Regions from separate parts of the Homo sapiens genome. Here region 2 is linked to region 1. Evidence: read pairs that join two places in POLR2A ChIA-PET (ENCODE). Cell type or tissue: Panc1. All regions are shown on one strand.

Region 1 (5,000 bases):
ACAACATTCCCTAAGCCAAAGCCTAATGCAAAGTAAAGCTCTAACTCTATTTCTAGAAGGCTGAGAGAGGGGAGGAAGCTGCAGAAAAAAAGTTTGGAGTTAGCAGATGTGGGCTCATGAGGTTTAAGGAAAGACGCCATCTCCATGACATAAAAGGCAAAGTAGCAAGTGCTGATTGAGAAGCTGCAGCAAGTTACCCAGAAGATTTAGCTAAGATCGTTGGTGAAGGTGGCTACACTAAACAACAGATTTTCAGTGGAGATGAAACAGCCTTCTATTGGAAGAAGATGCCATCTAGGACTTTCATAGATAGAAAGAAGTCAAAGCCTGGCTTCAAATCTTCAAAGGACAGCCTAGCTCTCTTATAAGGAGTGAAGGTAGCTGGTGACTCTAAGTTGAAGCTAATGATCATTTACCATTCTGAAAATCCTAGGGCCCTTAAGAATGATGCTAAATCTTCTCTGTCTGTCCTATCTAAAGGAAACAACAAAGCCCAGATGACAGCACATCTGTTTACTGCATGGTTTACTGAATATTTTAAGCCCACTCTTGAGACCTACTTCTTGAAAAAAAAAAATCATTCTTTTCAAAATATTACTACTCATTAGCAATGCACCTGGTCACCTAAGAGATCTGATAAAGGTGTACAAGGAGATTAATGTCATTTTCATGCCTGCTAACACAACATCCATTCTGTAGCCCATGGATCAGGGAGTAATTTAGATTTTCAAGTCTTATTATTTAAGAAATGCATGTCTATAGCTGCCATACATAGTGATTCCTCTGATGGATCTTGGCAAAGTAGATTGAAAACCTTTGGGAAAGGATTCACCATTGTAGATGCCATTAAGAACATTTGTGATTCATGCAGGAGTGGCCAAAATATCGACATTAACAGCAACTTAGAAGAAGTTGATTCTAACTTTCACAACTGACTTTGAGGGGTTCAAGACTTTAGTGGAGGAAGTAACCACAGATGTGGTGGAAACAGCAAGAGAACCAGAATTTGAAGCGGAGCCTGAAGATGTGGCTGAATTGTTGCAATCTCATGATAAAACTTGAACTCATGAGGACTTGATTCTTAACGATGAGCAAAGAAAGTGGTTTCTTGAGATGGAACCTACTGCTGGTGAAGATGCTATGAACATTGTTGAAATTACAAGGAACTTAGAATATTCCATAAACTTAGTTGATAGAGCAGCAACAAGGTTTGAGAGGATTCGCTCCAATTTTGAAAGAAGTTCTATGGTGGGTAAAATGCTATCAAAGAGCATCACATACTACAGAGAAATCTTGTGTGAAAGGAAGAGTGAATTGATGGGTCAAACTTCATTGTTGTCTTATTTTTAAAAATTGCCACAGCCACCCCACCTTCAGCAACCATCACTCTGATCAGTCAGCAGCCGTCAGTATCGAGGCAGAACCCTCCACCAGCAAAAGATTATGATTCACTGAAGGCTCAGATGATCATTAGCAATCTTTAGCAATAAAGTATTTTTCATCGAAGTGTGTACTTTTTTTTTTTTTTGAGACCGAGTTTTGCTCTTGTTGCCCAGGCTGGAGTGCAATGGCACGATCTTGGCTCACTGCAACCTCCGTCTCCCTGGTTCAAGTGATTCTCCTGTCTCAGCGTCCTGAGTAGCTGGGATTACAGGCACCTGCCACTATGCCCGGCTAATTTGAAGTATGTACTTTTTAAAGACATACTACTATTACATGCTTAATAGACTGCAATATAGTATAGCATAACTTTTATATGCACTGGGAGGCCAAAAATGTTGTGAGAGTCACTTTACTTCAATATTTCAATATTCACTTTATCTTGGTGGTCTGGGACAGAACCCACAATATATCCAAGGTATGCCTGTAGATAACCAGGAGTTAAATTGCTAAGTCTTAAGGTATGTGAAGGTCTAACAGGGCTTATTTCAAAAGCCAGATGGTGCCATAGAAAACCACATGGTGAAATTACTGCACAAATGTGTGACCAATGAAAATAGAGTTGTATAAAGAAGAGTTTGGACAAATTCATCTTGTCCTGTGATTAAACCATCCCTCTTGTCTTTTATGCCAGCTTATGCTGCAACCTTTAAAAATTCCTTGATGGGCTCCTCTTTGTCAGCTTCCCTTCTGGCTCTGCACTGGATCCTGTGTTACATCATGGACTATTCCTGTCTGCCAAGTGTGGCCTCTCCAGTTCCCAGAAGATACCCAGGTTCTATTTCTGCTTGCTCTTTTGTTCCCAGTTCAAATCAGATGCAATATTCTAAGCTGGAAGAAATCTGGTAGATCTTAGCATTCCACACCTTTGTTTTACTTTGAGAAAGCTAAAGTTCAGGGAGGTTAGCTGACATACCTAGCACTTGGTAGAATAAGATTTCCATCCCGAGTCTGTCTTCCTCCAAAGCTCATGCTTCTTTGATGGAGTTTGGCTCTGAAGTCATGGAAGAATGAGGTGACCTTGTAAAACAGTGCTGATGTGAGGATGGGTGATCTTACTGAGTTCTGGAGCTGGAACTCCAATCTTTAGAGTTCTAGATGAGATGGAACAACTTACATAGAAATGTGAGAAAGAACAGGTGGTAAGGTAGAAGGAGAGAGTATGGTGTAATGGAAATCATGCCATAAAACACAAATCTACTCTCAAATCTTTCAGAGAAGAGAGCATTGCTTAAATGAAGGACATCAACTGTGTCTTATGCTGAAAGAGGTTGAGGAACATGAAGCCAGAGAGGTGACCATTGGATTGGTAACATAGCGGGCCTTGCTAGAAGCAGTTTCAGCAGAGGCAGAGTTGTGGAGACAAAAGTCAGAGCAGAGTGGGTTAAAAAATGAGGACTTCCAACTTTAAAATGAGATTTTTAAATTAAAATAAATAAAAATATTTTGATAAGTTAAGATGTTTTCCCCTTTCTTTCAAAAAACCAACCCCAAACCAGGAAAACTTGAAACAAAAGCACAAAGACCATCTTTGAGGAAACTGAGAAATATTTAAACCATAAAAACACCACATATAAGAATAGAAGGGAAGGAAGAGTGGCAAATGATATGGCACTGTGGAGAAAAGTCAAATATAATCCTGTGGAAGGAAATACTGAAGATGAACAAACCATGTAGCCTTGTAGAATCCTAGAAAGCTCAAAACCTGGATATTGCAAAAGGCAAGGAAGGGTTAGAGAGTGAAAACTGGAATATTGATTGTTTAAAAGCTCTTCAACCTTCAGAACCATCCCTCCTTCCCACTAGAGTTTGAAAATTACCCCTTATTTACCTCCACCAGAGAGGAGAAGCATATTTTCTGACAAAATTGCACAAGAATGGTTTCATAGTCAGGGACACCAGGCACAGAGAAATTATAGAGACATCTGCAAAACAAATGTTGCTACTTCCAGCCTTCTTCCTTGTCCAATTTCAGACTTAAAATCTAAGAAAAGAGTTTGAAAACTACTTCTCTGTAGAAATAAATGTCTTAGAGGGAAAAATACATACACATAAAATGATATTTGAGAGTCTTCAACAACAACAAAAAACAACTGCCAAAAAAAAAAAAAAAGCTGGTCATTCATCAATTGGCATGCCCACCATGCATGCAGAGCTTCCAACAAGGCTTTTAGTCTCATTCATTTGATATGGACAGACAGCCAAAGATCACTAAACATTTGAAGAAGGACTCCACCAGAAAAGACAAGGAGTGAGGAGACAAGTTTCAAGAAGCTGTGTCATATAGAGAGATGTGAATAAATAGGTCAGTAGCTAGAGGGAGATGTGGGATCAAAGAGGACTTTAAAAAATGTTTTTAAGATAAGAGATACTAGAGTGTATTTGTATGCTGGTAATCAGCATCTAGTATTTTTCTTTCTGATTTGAGACAAATGTGTAGTCACAAACATTTAGAAAAGAACTGTAAAGTATGTCTGCTTCTGTTTATGATATTCAGAGATGTGAAAAGCCTTCATTTCCATGGTCAACCAGAAAAGCCCAGACAAAATAAAATTCATATGTTTCCGTGAGGCTAGTAGAGATGCAGGAAGCACTGATTAACTGAATTAGAGAGAAACAAACCCTTTATATAATAGCTAAGCAGAGAAGGTTCTGCAGAAGCTTCCATACTTAAAGGTGGATGCGTGGTCTAGGTTTGGGTAATTGGAGGAGTGGGTCTGCCATAGACAGACACTCTGCAGGGATAAGGAAAAGTCAGCTGAGTCTTACATAAACATGTGTGCCAGAAGGAGGCTTTAGAATCTGAAATGAAAAAGAAATATCTCAGCCTAAGTTATCCCCCCTCACCCACATTTCTGCATTTTTCCAAGAAAGCAGCAGTGGAGGAATTGCCTGCAGAGTAGAGATAAATCACATAATTAGGTGGATTCTCATTGTGCTTGGATTCTGGAGTCCTACCAGAGTGAAATACAAAGGTCAAGCAAAAATATCTGAAGCTGCACCTAGCCATCTACCAATTCAAATACTGAGAAGATCACAAAGGCAGGGCAGGGCAAAAGTCCAGGAGTTGGCCTAATAACAGGGAACATGAATCTAACAAAAGGTGCAGCCCAGCCCAAGCTCACCCTGACTCAAGGAGGAATCTAATGATCAGCCCCTCGCCCTAGCTCACAAAGAATAAAAGCCTTATGCTCTGCAGTGAGTAAACAACACAAATCAATATTATACCGAAGTCTCCACTGCTTTTTTTATACTCAGTGACTGAAATGTAAACTGTTATGAAAAATGGGAAGAAGCAGAGGAATATTACTCACAATAAAGAAAAACATAGTTAATAGAAACAAACCACAGATGACTCAGTTATTTGAATTAATGGACAGGGACTTTTAAGCAACTATTATAAATAGGTTAAATAATTTACAGGAAAAGGTGAATACAATGGGGGGGAAGATATGGGTGATCAGAAATTAAAAAAAGAAAACTCAAAGAAAGAACCAAGTGAAAACTGTGGAACTGAAAGATACATTATTTGAAATAAAAAATTTATCAGATAGGTTTAA
Region 2 (5,000 bases), 300 kb after region 1:
GGATACACAACAGAAAAAAATTCTAATCATCAGAGAACTCACAAAAACAAATCTTTTTCATGTCTAGACAGAACTATATATACATGTGCATCTGACCAAAGAGCCATCTATTCCAACTTAAGGAAAATAATTCTTCATATCTACTGCACTGCATTTGTAGAGGTAATTTTACCTGTTCTGTAGAGTATAGGAATGTGATCAGTAGAAAGTTTATGTTCACTCCGTACACCAATCAACAGAGGGCTACCTCGCCTGTAAATTGCAAAAGCAGTTAGAATTAAACCATTTTTATAAATAATGGACTAATGACATAAAATTTAATGGGCCAATACTCTTCAAATGTTTAAATCATCCTCCCCAAGCTCAACTTCAGATATAAGAACTAGATAAAAAGAATTTTTTAAAAAAATCAGTATTGGGCCAGGTGCAATGGCTCACACCCGTAATCCCAGCACTTCAGGAGGCCTAGGCAGGCAGATCACTTGAGCCCACGAGTTCAAGACCACTCTGGGAAACATGGCAAAACCCCGTCTCCTAATTAGCCAGGTGTGATGGCACGTGCCTACAGTCTCAGCTACTCGGAAGGCTGAGTTAGGAGGATTGCCTGAGTCTGGGAGGTGAAGGTTGGAGTGAGCCAAGATCGCGCCACTGCACTCCAGCCTGGATGACAGAACAAGATCCTATATCCAAAATATTCTCTATCAGGGGTCAGCAAACTGACCTGCAGCCCCAGGGTTTATTTTTATAAATAAACGGTTTTTGTTTATTTGTTTGTTTTTTGACAACAGCCTTGCTCTGTCTCCCAGGCTAGAGTGCAGTGGCGCAATCACAGCTCACTGCAGCCTTGACCTCCTGGCCTCAAGTGATCCCCTTGCCTCAGCCTCCTGAGTAGCTGGGACTACAGGCATGCACCACCACACCCAGCTAAATTTTTTATTTTTTATAGAGATGGGATTTTGTCATGTTGCCTAGGCTGATCTGGAACTCCTGGGGTCAAGCAATCCACCCATCTCAGCCTCCCAAAGTGCTGGGATTACAGGCATGAGTCACCACGCCCAGCCTAATACAGGTTTTTGGTTTTTTTTTAATTATTTTTCTTAATTGACAAATAAAAATTGTATTAAATACAGTTATTTTGGAACATACCCATGCCCATTCTTTTACTTATTTTCTGCAGCTGCTTTCACACTACAACTGCAAAGTTGAGTAGTTGCTACAGAGGCTACATGGTCCAGAAAGCCTAAAATAGTTACTATCCGGCCCACTCCAGAAAACTTGCCAACACCTGTTCTGTAACAATGTATTTTAATTTTTTTCCTTTGTAATGTTAAAGGGAACCTTCCTTTCAATTGTGCACAGAATGCCAATATATGAAAGTGTAGCACCTTCTCCTTAGTCACCCTGTTTTCAGATTAAAAATATCTCTCTTACCATAATATCTTAGGGCGCCTCACTTAGGACTTCATGATCAGGCCTAAATATCCTAGCAAGAAGTAGTGATGGTACAATTATCTAGGAATCTGTCTAGAATATATGTTTCAAAAAATACAGAAAAAGCTAATATTTTAACTTTATTAGATAATATTCAATATCCAAATTCACAAAGTAACCTTGGTGCGCCCAACAAAGACAAAAGGCCAATTAAATGCCAAAATATATTTGCTTTCTTTTTTTTTTTTTTTTTTTTTTTTTTCAGACAGAGTCTCGCTCTGTAGGCCAGGCTGGAGTGCAGTGGCACGATCTCGGCTCACTGAAACCTCTTGCCTCCTGGGTTCAAGCGGTTCTCCTTGCCTCAGCCTCCCGAGTAGCTGGGATTACAGGCATGTGCTACCACACCCGGCTAATTTTTCTATATTTAGTAGAGACGGGGTTTCGCCATGTTGGCCTGGCTGGTCTCAAACTCCTGACCTCAGATGATCCGCCTGCCTCGACCTCCCAAAATGCTAGGATTACAGGTGTGAGCCACAGCGCCCGGCCTGTATTTGCTTTCTTCAGGGATTCTGTTAAATGGAAGAGTGGTAAGCAACAGACAAGAAGGAAGATGTGAAAATATGCTCACATGAATATATCTAATAAAGGGCAGAGCCTTTATAATAAAGGGTCATGTATAGTCTACGAAGAATAAACATGTAACTCAAATATGTTGAAATACATTAGTCATTGTTAGAGTTATATGTACCTTGTGCCAACTGCTTGCCCGGGAAAATGAACACTTTTAAACACAAGTGCAAAAGCACCTTCCTAGGGAGGGAAAAAAATCCATTAGCACTATTTAATCAATTATCAAGTCAGAAATGCCTAGAACATACTGGCTTCAGCGCAGAAATTTTTTGTTCACACAAATGCTCTTTTGTACCAGTTTATAAACAAGTCTAAAGTTTAAGTAAACACTTACTCCTAAGCTTTGGTGTATCCAAGACCCACATTTTTTTTTTTTTTTGAGATGGAGTCTCACTCTGTGACCAGGCTGGGGTGCAGTGGCACGATCTCGGCTCACTGCAACCCCCAACTCCCTGGTTCAAGTGATTCTCCTGCCTCAGCCTCCCGAGTAGCTGGGATTACAGGCACGCACCCCCACGCTAATTTTTGTATTTTTAATAGAGACAGGGTTTCACCATGTTGGCCAGGATGGTCTCCATCTCTTGACCTCGTGATCTGCCCACCTCGGCCTCCCAAAGTGCTGGGATTACAGGCGTGAGCCACCACGCGCAGCCAAGACCCACTTTTTTAACCAAGCCTACACCCAAAATATGCTCAATAGATAACAACTACAAAAATAGATCATTTAAAAAGTCATCCTTTCTACAGGCTATGAACACTTCTGAACCTATATATCCTATCTCCATCATCTACCTATCTATATCGTCATAATACTATGAATTATCAGAGGAACGACAGAATTAGAAAAGATCCTAAGATCAAAATCCAAAACCTATTCTCTGCCCTAGTAATTGTACACCACTGTTAACTTCCACTCTTTCTGACCTTGATATTAGAGATATAAATATATACAATTATTAACATGCACACCATACAACTCCATCAACCCGAATCCTCAGGGACAGAGCTTACAGGAATCAAGAACAGATAAAAGAGGAACATGAAGTAGGAGAGGGAAGAACCACCTTGGAACACAAACTGGATTATACAATGAATAAAAGGCAAAGCCTGTTAGAAACGAGAAAAGGCTGGGAAGGCACACTACTCCACTCTGCCTTGGGGAAAGGGAAGGAATAGGCCTCTACATTCTCCATCTTCCTGCTTCCTCTTTTTGCTACAGATATAAGATTTGGGTGCAGGTGGGAGAGAAGTGAGGGCTGGACCGTATTTGGGAAGTAAAGGACTTTTAAGTGGGAAAGCTAGAGTTATGAGTGGGGAAGGGAAATGTAGGTATCACTATGGATTTGGACATTTGTAGATCTTTGATGTCTTTAATCTTTAATTAGGAATGTTGGATGGAATCAAAAAGAATACTGATTTTCTCATGGGCTTGGAAATGCTTTTCTATAGAAGTTCAGAGCCAAGGGAAAGTCCCCAAAAGGAAAAATAAGTAGTTGACTTTGTTGGCTCAGAGACAAGCAGGCATTATCCCAGAAAATAAACTGTGGTAGCTGTGAAGCTACTATTGTGCTAAGTTATTGGTTGAGAAGAACACTCGGATGAGCAAGAAGCAAGGGAATAACTAATCCTCCATCGTGTGTACTGTGTACATGTCCACGTGTGGTGCATATGGATGTGTGCATATATGCATAGTTTTTAGACACACTGATTTTGGATTAATTTTCATTTTCATGACATTAAACCTGAATGAAGTAAGTAGAATTTTAAATGGAGGGTGGGGGGGAATCAATAAATCAATCAGTTTCTCAAAATTATTCAACTTGAATAGTTATATGAGAAATAAAAGCCAAAAATAAAAAAATAGCACAGTTCCTGCTTATCAAACTTAATTTCCAGAAAGTTTCTCAGCATTAATGTTGGCATAATTATCTTTAAAAATGTGGCTTAATACCAATTGTTGGATAACTCTCTCCACCAAGGTAGTAAAGCTGGTATCTTGACTTTCCCGATTGTCATACATATACTTAACGAGCTTGGCAATTGTCTCTGTGTCTGTTTCAGATTCGAAGTCATAGCCTTTGCTTTCCTGTAAGTAGAAAGAAAAAAAAGATACAATTAAAGAAATATTAATGATAAAAAAACCTTTTCTACAGAATTGTTCCGTCAAAATGCCACTAATTTCTAATATTCTTTGAACACCATATCCCATTATTCAAAATTAAAGTCACCAGCTGATCAGTGACTCTAAAACAGTGTGGGACTCTGTTTAACTGAACATACACTTAACTTACTGTCTAATAAATAGCCATTAGCTGTATGTGGCTATTTCAATTTAATTAAAATTAAATAAAATTTAAAATTCAGTTCCTCAGTCATACTAGCTCAACAACCACATGTGGACAGTGGCTACTATACTGAATAGCCCAGATACACTGTCTTCCAACACTGGAGAAAGTTCAATTGAACAGCCCTAAGAAAGCACTCATGCAGGTCAGCACTATGACCACTACTATACAGTATATAGCTATTTACGACATAAAACTTTCATTTAATTTGTCCTGATTCTTCTTGTATTAATATATCCTAGGAACTTTAAAGCATGACAATCTCTCAGAATGCAAAAAATGTCTCCACAAAATTCCAATTTTATTTGAGCCTTTTGTCATGTATATTACAGTCAAATGCTAATCATTTCCTTTTCATATTAAAAAACACAATTGTTCCACTGTTAGCAAAGAAAAATCCAATAAACCACCGTGCCCTTGGAATTGTCCAAGAAATTAATTGATGACACACATATGGTGTTTGTTGCACATCCCAACAACCGACCCCAGTGCTCTCGTTAGAAGTATTCTCAAAGACTGGGGTCTTTTGAGGTCACCTTACTTACCAAAAACTTTTTCAAGTCTTTGTAGTTGGTGATGATTCCATTGTGAATA

Evidence for each region. Peaks named below come from ENCODE experiments on the same cell type or tissue, not always from the same donor. Only the 100,000 strongest peaks of a DNase experiment are listed, where the experiment ranks them.
Region 2: POLR2A ChIA-PET joins it to region 1 with 7 read pairs; 2 of 35 experiments call an interaction of 5 or more read pairs at or near these places.

Annotation. Positions count from the first base shown.
Region 1 is chr2:69,057,968-69,062,967 of GRCh38, forward strand. The region is part of intron 3 of ANTXR1 (ANTXR cell adhesion molecule 1); the gene reads left to right. Among named protein-coding and RNA genes, the nearest start is that of MIR3126, 43 kb to the right of the region's middle. In Panc1, no CTCF peak of the experiment used is centred here; no DNase peak of the experiment used is centred here; H3K27ac peaks cover 562 bases.
Region 2 is chr2:69,354,317-69,359,316 of GRCh38, forward strand. It overlaps GFPT1 (glutamine--fructose-6-phosphate transaminase 1), which reads right to left. Exons shown (of 20, transcript NM_001244710.2): 5 at 4,952-5,000; 6 at 4,013-4,147; 7 at 2,180-2,241; 8 at 173-252. Among named protein-coding and RNA genes, the nearest start is that of GFPT1, 30 kb to the right of the region's middle. In Panc1, no CTCF peak of the experiment used is centred here; no DNase peak of the experiment used is centred here.